Regions from separate parts of the Homo sapiens genome. Here region 1 is linked to region 2. A link is an interaction called in ENCODE POLR2A ChIA-PET data of the cell type or tissue named here. Cell type or tissue: PC-9. All regions are shown on one strand.

Region 1 (5,000 bases), 99 kb after region 2:
GATCTCGGCTCACTGCAAGCTCTGCCTCCCGGGTTCACGCCATTCTCCTGCCTCAGCCTCCCGAGTAGCTGGGACTACAGACACCCGCCACTAAGCTCGGCTAATTTTGTTTTTGTATTTTTAGTAGAGATGGGGTTTCGCCATGTTAGCCAGGATAGTCTCGATCTCCTGACCTCGTGATCCACCCGCCTCGGCCTCCCAAAGTGCTGGGATTACAGGTGTGAGCCACCGTGCCCGGCCCAGATTTTTTTTTTAAAACAAACTCTTATATACACATAACACAAATGAATTACTTAAAAATTACATGTGCAAAAGAAACCAGACATAAAAAAAATGCATACTGTATGATTTCATTTATTCAAAAAAGCAAATTAATCTATATCAATAGAAAATAAGGCCAGGAGTGGTGGCCCACGTCTGTAATCCCAGCACTGTGGGAGCTGAGGCAGGGGATCAATTGAGCCCAGAAGTTCGAGACCAGCCTGGGCAACATAGCGAGACTTTATCTCTTAAAAAAAAAAAAAAAACACAAAAACAAAACAGAGGTTGCCTGGGGTGGAGACCAATTAGAAAAGAGCCCAAGGGGACTTTCTGTGGTGATAGAAATGTTCTGTATCTTTATTAGGGTACTGGTCACATGGATATTTACACTGGCCTAATTCATGAAATTATACAGTTAAGATTTGTACATGTCACCATATGAAAATTTATCTAAAAATAATGGAGATAATGCCTTTTTGAAGGGAGCTGTCATGATTCAGAGAAATAAAAGTTCAAAGTAGAGGGGTACATTCACGGAGGCGGTCCTCTATAAAGCAATTTCCAATATACACAGGGCCAAAAAGTTTCTGGAGCTGGCAGTGGCTTTTCCTAAGCAAGGTCACAGTCCAGTCACCCAGTTCTGCCCATAAAAAGGGGCCGGGAACCTTGTATTTGTCCCCTGGTTGATAAGGTCTATTTTCCTGTCCACAAACATCTGACTGGAAGCCCACCCAGGTGCTGCAGGCTTGGGTTTCTTTTCTTTACCTTCTGCCCCGTGAGCGCTTCTGCACAAACGGCCAGACTACAGTGCTCAATCCAGGATGAAGGTGGGCTGCCCTGCGCCCAGTCCTTGAGGCATCGGAGGGTTGTAACACAGCCCTGCAGGGCAGGCACTGCCTTGTGATTCCCACCGGCAAGGGCCTTTCTGTGCCAATACCCAGCTCTAGGAAAGGTCCCTTGCAAGAGGAGGACTTGCTTTTTCATTAACTCAGAACTTTCGATTTGGAGCCAAGCTGATCCTGGCACAGCCTCAGGCCCAACACCAGGCTGGTCCCAACTCCTTCAGTCTGAATGACTCATCACATCCAAGGCAGCCGCCCTTCCAAGAAGCCCCACCCTTGGAACCCTGGAGCCTTGGGCCCTGGATGCAGAGGTAGAAAACAGAAAACATCCTCAGCAACAGAACCCCTTCCCTCCCACCTACCCAGCCTGTCAAAGGGCACGAGGACAGCTGCAGCACCCACGGAAGATGAATCCCAGACTTGGGTACCCTGCAGCCACGGGAAGAAGCGAAAAAATGCAATTCATTCAGCTCTCGGGGGGAAACCGAAAGGCCAGGTAGGAAAGAACCCTCACAGATCACTCTGTTAAAATTAGAACATTTAAAAATAGATATTACCATATGATCCAGCAATTCCACTTCCAGGTATATACCCAAAAGAATAGAAAGCAGGGTCTCAAAGAGGTATTAGTACACTAGCATTTATAGCAGCATTATTCACAATAGTTAAAATGTAGAAGCAACCCAAGTGTCCATTGACAGATGAACACATAAACAAAATGCCACATATACATACATACAATACAATATTATTCAGCCTTCAGAAGGAAGGAAATTCTGACACATGCTACAATATGGATAAGCCTTGAGGACATTTTACTAAGTGAAATGAGCCAGACACAAAAAGGCAAATACTGTATGATTCCTCTTACATGAGGTACTTGCGTAATCAAATTCATAAAAACAGAAAATAGAAGAGTGGTTGCCAGGGGTTAGGGGAGGAGGGAATGGGGCGTTGCTGTTTCACGGGCATAGAATTTTGGTTTCGCAAGGTAAAAGAATTCTGGAGACTGGTTGCACAATAATGCAAATGTTAAAAGAGTTCAGGAGATTGGTTGCACAACAGTGTCTTAGTACCGAACTGTACGCTTAAAAGTGGTTAAGATGGTCAATTCTATGGTATGTATATTTAACACATTTTTTTTTTGAGACGGAATCTTGCTCTGTCACCCAGGCTGGAGTGCAGTGGCACAATCTCAGCTCACGGCAACCTCCACCTCCTGGGTTCAAGCAATTCTCCTGTCTCAGCCTCCTGAGTAGCTGGAATTACAGGCACGCGCCACCACGCCTGGCTAATTTTTATATTTTTAGTAGAGATGGGGTTTCGCCATGTTGGCCAGGCTGGTCTTGAACTCCTGACCTCAGGTGATCCACCCGCCTCAGCCTCCCAAAGTACTGGGATTATAGGCATGAGCCACCGCGCCCGGCCAACACAATTTTTTAACGGAAAAAAAAAAAACAAAAAACACAGGCAATTTGGCTTCTGTATCAAAGTCTCCAAAAAATGTATACTCTATGATTCAGTAATTCTACTTTCTAGGAATTTATCTTCGAAAAAAAAAAAAAAAAGCTGGGGGTGGTGACTCACACCTGTAATCCCAGCACTTTGGGAGGGTAAGGTGGGAGGATTGCTTGAGCCCAGGAGTTCAGGACCAGCCCTTGCAACATAGACCCCATCTCCACCAAAAAAAAAAAAAAAGTGATGTATACAAAATTTAGCTTCAAGGATATCCATTTCAGTATTATTTATAATGGCAAAAAAAAAAAAGATTTAGCATACAGGTCCAATGACGGGACTTCACAAAATTAGGATAGAACGTTACAATGAAATGCTATGAAGTTACTTACAGTGACATAGAGGTGTATTGAAAAATGACTCATGAAATACTTTTTTAAAAAGCAGATTATAAAACATGACTGTATGAACTTACATTTTAAAAGCATATATAATCCTATAGGGAAAAAAGACTGGAAAGATATACCTCAAAATGTTCACAGAGTGCTAAGTCTGTTTCCGCAAATACAAAATAGAGTTACTAATAATGCCTAGCTCGTAGTGTAGCCATGATCATTAAATTAGATGAAATATTATAAAGAGTAGAAAGTATGCAGGCCAAGCACAGTGGCTCACACCTGTAATCCCAACACTTTGGGAGCCTGAGGCGGGAGGATCATCTGAGGTCGAGAGTTCAAGACCAGCCTGACTAACATGGAGAAACCCCATCTCTACTAAAAATACAAAATTAGCCAGGCGTGGTGGCGCATGCCTGTAAACCCAGCTACTCGGGAGGCGGAGGCAGGAGAATTGCTTGAACCCGGGAGGTGGAGGTTGCGGTGAGCTGAGATCGTGCCATTGCACTCTAGCCTGGGCAACAGAGCAAGACTCCACCTCAAGAAAAAAAAAAGTATGCACTTAGAAAATATTTTCAAGTGATGCTCACAATAACCTCTTAGGTAAGGGTTTAACCCTTCTCCAGAGTTACAAATAAAAAATCTAAGCGGGGCATGGTGGCTCACGCCTGTAACTCCAGTACTCCTGGAGGCTGAGGCAGGCGGATCACTTGAGGTCAGGAGTTCAAGAACAGCCTGGCTAACATTGCGAAACCCCATCTCTACTGAAAATACAAAAAATTAGCAGGGTATGGTAGTACGTGCCTGTAATTCCAGCTATTCTGGAGGCTGAGACAGGAGAATCATTTGAAGCCAGGAGGCAGAGGTTGCAGTGAGCCGAGATCGCATCACTGCACTCCAGCCTGGGCAACAGAGTGAGACTGTCTCAAAAAAAAAAAAAAAAAATGAATCCAGGGAAAACGGATTAATTCCAAGACCCCTCAGCTAAAAGCATCAGTGTCGACTAGCTCCAGGTCTCTGGCTGGATGAGGCCTGATCCCCTAGCAGCCTGCTCCTCCTTCTCCATCTGGAAGCCAGCCTCTCACCTGGGGCCAAGACAGCAGTGCCACAGGGACTGAGCTCCTGTCCATGTGAGGCACACAGCCCACACCCCTTGGAGAGGGAAGCCAAAATCAACAGTGAATTCCCGCCATACCAGGGCTAAAAACACAAAAACCAAGTATGCTATCATATCCTGTCCTGGAAGCAGCGTAGTGTTCTTTCTTTTTAAAAAGTTTTAATCAGCCACACAATTCCAGGTGACAGCAGAATACCTTGGGGTTGCACTGACCAAAAGAGAACAGTAAAAAAAGAAGCCCATCTTCAACGGGCGGGGAGAGGAGAATCTGCAGATCATAATCCTTCTGGCTGCTGAGGGCATTTCACCTTTTGACTTTGCACAGCAGCTTCACAACCTAGCATGTCACTGCACTGCACAGTTCATGTGCACCACGGTCAGGGCATCAGGACCTCCCTGGCGCTGGGTGTGAGGTGAAGGAGAACGCGAGCCGGCCAGGCTGACGCTGGGGGCAGGACCCATTCTCAAGGGGCCTGTGCTCCATCCATGGAGCCACAGTGAACCCTAAATTAGGCACCAATGACTAAGGTCTGCCAGGCTCAAGGTAGAATGAATGGCTGGAGAAATGGCAGTCACTCTCCATGCCCTTAGCACACTGAGCTAGTGCTAGAGAAATGGAAGAGACCCACCGGAGCTTGGGGAGGCTGAACGGGCTAAAGCTAGAGATGTCCAAAGAGCAGGCCCCGAAACATCCTGGATGCCAATCAAAGCCAGGGAATAACCCTCAGAGCTCAGACCAACAAAAAAGTGGGTGATTTGTTACCCTGGATCCACAAAGGCTTCATCCTAGTCTAGGGCCCAGACCCCTCAGCTCCAGACCCTAGAGAAGATTGCCCCAGACAGAGTGCTGAACCATAGGTGAGCCTGATTTGAGGGGGAACAGGCTGTGGTGCACCTCAGGGTGTGGTGACCCACAGCCAAAGATCTAGA
Region 2 (5,000 bases):
GCACAGATTACCCAAGGTATCTCCCTCGTCCCTCAGCTCATTCTCCCCCGCAAAGCAGGCTGCCCTCCCCGTAGCTAAGGTCAGGCTGGGCCTTGCACTGTGTGCACTCTTGTCCTGTCCACAAGGCAGCTAGGGTCTGTGACCTTGGCCAGCTTCCCCTGTGGACTCAGAGAGGACGGAGTGGCTTTACTGCAATGAGTCTTTGGGGCTTGGCACCAGGTTTCCACTCCCCCCCGAGAACCAAGAGCATCTGAACATGGCCCGGCAGCTATGCTTCAAAGTGAAAAACATAAAAATAATCCCAATGACTGGGCCACTAACTTATGGAATTATTTAACCTAATTCTAACAACAGCCCTAGGTGCTTGGTATAGCAAGCCTCGTTTTACAGATGAGAACACTGAAGTTCTGAGAGGTTACAGAACCTGGTCAGTGAGTGAAGGCAAAGTGGGACTCAGGTCCAGGTCAGATGAACTTGAAGGCCCTGCTCCAACCTGCAGGTGCCTCCTCCAGAGCCAGCTCTGATACTCATTTTAAAAACCATCCCAGCCAACCAACCGTAGGAGAACCTCGAAGGCATCTTGGAGGTCCCTGTCTCTGCCAGGCACTCCCTCCCTGTCTTCTCAGCACCCTGCTGGCATCACAAGGAAATGTGGGCCAAAGACCCTCATCCCACACTAAGAATGGTCCAACAGAAACCAGCCTGGTCCCAGGTGGGGCTCAGGCTCAGGCCACGTGCCACCAAGTCATCTATGTGAATATAGTGATAAAAATGCCCAACGTTGACTTATCTTTTCACAGCTTTCAGTTCACCTGAGCCCTAAAACTGCTCCTTGAAGTCACAAGAGAGTCTAGATTATCATCCCAATTTGATAGCAGAAAAAACTGAGCCAGTGCTATGGATTGAATGTGTCCCCCAAAATTCATGTGTTAGCAACTTAAGCCTCAATCAGCAGAATTGAAGTGTGAGACCTTTAAGAGGTGATGAGGTCAGGCGGGCTTTGCCCTCCTGAATGGATTGATGCTGTTATCTTGGGAGGGGGTTCCTGGTAAAAGGATGAGTTCGGCTTCCCCTTCTCTCACACTCTCTTGCCCCTCCACCTTCCGCCATGGGATGAGGCAGCAAGAAGGCCCTCGCCAGATGTGCCCCTCGATCTTTGACTTCTCAGCCTCCAGAACTGTGAGCCAAATAAAAAGTTTCTGCTTATTGTAAATTACTATAAAAAATATATTTTTTAAAAAGGCCACACATGGTGGCTCATGCCTGTAATCCCAGCACTTTTGGAGGCTGAGGCGGAAGGATTCCTTGAGCCCAGGAGTTCAAGACTAACCTGGGCAACATAGTGAGACCTTGTCTCTACAAAAAATAAAAACAAAATATAATAATAAATTACCCAGCCTCAGATATTCTGTTACAGCAACACAAAATGGACTGAGACACCCAGTGAGGAAAGTAACCCTCAAGCGCCCCCATAACGCAGGGCTGCTTGTCTTAGGTTTGTCACCTCTCATATCTGGTCCAACCCTCCATGATGGGGGAGAGGGCCAGCCAGCAGGCGGAGGGGGTGATGGGTGAAGCTCTGTGTGGCCAGAGAGTTCATCCTTTTGGCCTTAGAGACCAGAGCCTTCTTGTTAGAGTCCCAGAGCACCTAAAAAGGCTCTGGGCTTGGATGGGCAGAGCTCTGGCCCTCAGTGACTCAGGTCCCGCCTTGGGAGGTACCAGGGGTGGCAGTAGGGAGCTTCTGGGGATTTAAGATGTGCCCCCTCATGCCACAGCCTGGGGTGAGGGATGAGAGGCTCTGAGGCCATACCCACGCTCTTGATCCTGCAAACCCACTTAAAGAATGAGGCGGCCTGCTCCACACTGGCAGCAAGAGGGAACCAATAAAGGGAAATCATTCATCGTCACTCTGTCATCAAGAGGAATGCAGATAACAACACTGTCTTCCTGTCTTTCCAGGGGCATTTGGGGAGAGAAGAAGCTGGGTCACATGCCAGGAATGCTTCAGTAACTGCATCCCAGGAATTACCAAATTAGCCAAAGCTCATGCAGAGCCATCTCCCCACTACTGCTGGGGTGCCTGACAGGGAGAGGTTCTGGAGAGCCTGGAGCTCCCTCACCAAGAAGAAAGCATGAGGAGGGGAGGGGCTGGGGAAGGGGAGGGACCAGGAAACTCCTCCTCTCCAGAGTCTGCCCCTGGGAGAAGAGGGCAGAGTGCCACCCAGACACCTCGCTTGTCCACTCATGCTTGAGGGTGTCAAGTTGTCTCTTGCAGTGCAGACAAGCTGCACCAAAGTGTCCACACTCTCCTTAGCCAAGCTGAGGGCAGGGAGAGTGGGTGGCTCTGTGGCCAGGGCTAGGACCTTCTTCAGGGGCTGCTGAAGGATAGCAGAACATGCCACCCCCAAATATGTCACTTGGGCGTAAGGACTGTTTTGAGCTGAAGGCAACTGAGAAGAAGCAGAGAAAAGAAAAGCTCTCTGCCCTCCCCCTATTTGCCTAAAAGCAGGATATAAATTTATAAGGGTGTTCCTCCTCCCCTCTCAACCAGGAAGGACAAAGGTTGATCACAGAAGACAACGTTAGAACCTTATCAGCCTGGAGATGGCACAAAGGAATCTACATAACAAGCGCTGCTAACTGGCCTTTGTCTACCATTAGTTTCCCATTGATTTGTCTTCCCACAATTTGCCATCCCCAGAGACTCCAAGTCCTTTTTCTTTGTCTCATTGCTTCTTTTAAATTGTATGCTCTTGGTTGAAAATGCTATGTAAGCCACAGTTCTAAGCTACCTCATTTTTTTCCTTTTTGAGACGGAGTCTCGCTCTGTCACCCAGGCTGGAGTGCAGTGGCGTGATCTTGGCTCATTGCAAGCTCCGCCTCCCAGGTTCACGCCATTCTCCTGCCTCAGATTCCCGAGTAGCTGGGACTACAGGCGCCCACCACCACGCCCGGCTAATTTTTTGTATTTTTAGTAGAGATGGGGTTTCACCGTGTTAGCCAGGATGGTCTCGATCTCCTGACCTCGTGATCCGCCCGCCTCGGCCTCCCAAACTGCTGGGATTACAGGCGTGAGCCACTGAGCTGGGCCTCTAAGCTACTTCTTTAAGCTTTTCTCGTTTTCCCTGAGTATCTCCCATGAATACATTTTATACATGTTAATAAAGTTCTGTTTGTTTTTCCTTGTTAATCTGTCTCCTGTTACCAAGGTCCCAGCTAAGAACTCAGAAAGGTAGAGGGAAAATTGTTTTTTCCTTCCTTACACTGGGAAACCAAGTCAAGCCAGTCATTCCCTGAGGTGCTCTAATCTCAGCTTCATGACCAACCAATGACCCTCCCACCATGAAGGTCAGGTGACTTCAAAGGAACCCCCTTCCTGGGAGGGCTCTCAATGACCCAACCATTCCACCAGTCACTGTTGGGACTCCCTGGTTTCCTCAGGTACCTCTTCTGCCCTTGGAAGTGCCTGGTGCAGAGGGGATCCAGGGAGGTGGCAGAGCAGAGATAAGCTCCAAGAGGAGTGCAGGCTGCCGGGGGTCCCTTCCTGGGCAAGCCTTGAAGCCCTCTCTGAAGAGCAGTGTCAACCAGCGACTCCTGCGCATTCTGGGAGGGCCTCTGCCTTCCTTCTCACGTTTCCCCATTGGCAGGCAGGCAAAGTTCAGTCTTCCCCTTCTTGGCTAGAATTTTCTGCCAGTGAATTCAGTTCTGAATACCCCAGCTGAGTGGGATTTCCAGCTACTGGAGAGAAGTCTGGGACCACACTGGCAGACTGTCAGGACCTGCTCCTGTGATTTCATTTCCACTGCAGAGAGCACACTTCTTTTTCTTTCTACACTTGCCAGTTTCCCGGAGGCCCCTGGCCATCCTTGAGCCTGGCACAGACGGCAGCCAGCAGGACCAGAGCCTGATGGACAAACTTGGGACAAATTCCGCTGGTTCTCTTGCCTAGCAGAGAACTGCCAAGGTGGCATCTCCTTCCTGCCTGGTCTGGGTAGAAAACCCTAAGCTGAACCCAGAGCAGGGCTAGAACCACAGAAACATCCCTTATTGCATCTAGGGCACCGACAGGGGGACAGGGAGAGTAGAGAATCTGCTCTTGGCCAAAACTTATATTCTTAGAAACATGGGGTCCCCAGCCCCTAAGAGCAAAGTCTTCAACTCCCAGTGGGCTTTCTTCAGCCTCTTGGCACTTGCCAATCCCACTCCAAGGACTACAGGGCCAAACCCAGCACCCACACAGCACACTAAGAATACCTCCACCGACCACTTTCCAGACCTCAGGGAGTGGGACTCACCCACGACCTCAGAGGGCTCGCTCCAGCCCAGGCTTGTGGGTGGCTGTGCCCTCAGGGGAGGGAAGGCTCTCCTTCCCCTTGTACTGATCAGAGGCCAACGTCCTCATAAAGTCACAGTGGCATGGTAAGGCCAGAGTGTCCTCCCTGGGGGCCTGCCCTGACTCCACAGCAGGGATACCTTCCACATTCCTCTCTTGGTAATTATCTAAGGCTGTACCAACCTCCAGAGTTCACAAAGGCTCAGATGACTGATGGACATCTTTCCTCTACTATTTTTACAATGAATCCCTTACATAAATGTGAAACTGACCTAGAATGACAGCTAGTAGTTCCTATCATGTTGTTTCACGTTGAAAAAGATTCCAAGATCACATCTTTGCTCAGTGGGAAAAAGGTGCTGTGACTGCTTAGCAATGTCTGACACTGGTGAGGGACTGAAGGGGGGTGAGATACTCCATGCTGTGCTTTGCCGTCTCTGGGATTGCACTGCACATATTTACACTTTCACATGCATCACCTCATTTGATTAGAACAACACTATGGCCCAGGAACGAGGATTATTATGTACAAAAGGGGACACCAGGAGCATGCAAGTTAAATGTGTCTTTTCCTAAGTCCCCCAAGTGGATCAGGGCCAGAGCCAGGATTAGATCCCAGATGTCCTGAGCCTCAGGCCAGCACAGGGAAGACACTTAGATCTGTGAA

What was found. ChIA-PET counts read pairs that join two places held together with the same protein. Peaks named below come from ENCODE experiments on the same cell type or tissue, not always from the same donor. Only the 100,000 strongest peaks of a DNase experiment are listed, where the experiment ranks them.
Region 1: POLR2A ChIA-PET joins it to region 2 with 11 read pairs; 2 of 35 experiments call an interaction of 5 or more read pairs at or near these places.

Annotation. Positions count from the first base shown.
Region 1 is chr2:46,964,462-46,969,461 of GRCh38, reverse strand. All of the region lies in intron 3 of TTC7A (tetratricopeptide repeat domain 7A), which reads right to left. Among named protein-coding and RNA genes, the nearest start is that of TTC7A, 26 kb to the right of the region's middle. RefSeq lists an enhancer at 1,218-1,512. In PC-9, no CTCF peak of the experiment used is centred here; DNase peaks (open chromatin) are centred at 1,321, 2,051, 2,651 and 4,121; H3K4me3 peaks cover 1,502 bases; H3K27ac peaks cover 4,702 bases.
Region 2 is chr2:47,063,097-47,068,096 of GRCh38, reverse strand. The region is part of intron 19 of TTC7A (tetratricopeptide repeat domain 7A); the gene reads right to left. Among named protein-coding and RNA genes, the nearest start is that of STPG4, 90 kb to the left of the region's middle. RefSeq lists an enhancer at 1,151-1,709. In PC-9, no CTCF peak of the experiment used is centred here; a DNase peak (open chromatin) is centred at 2,016; H3K27ac peaks cover 3,247 bases.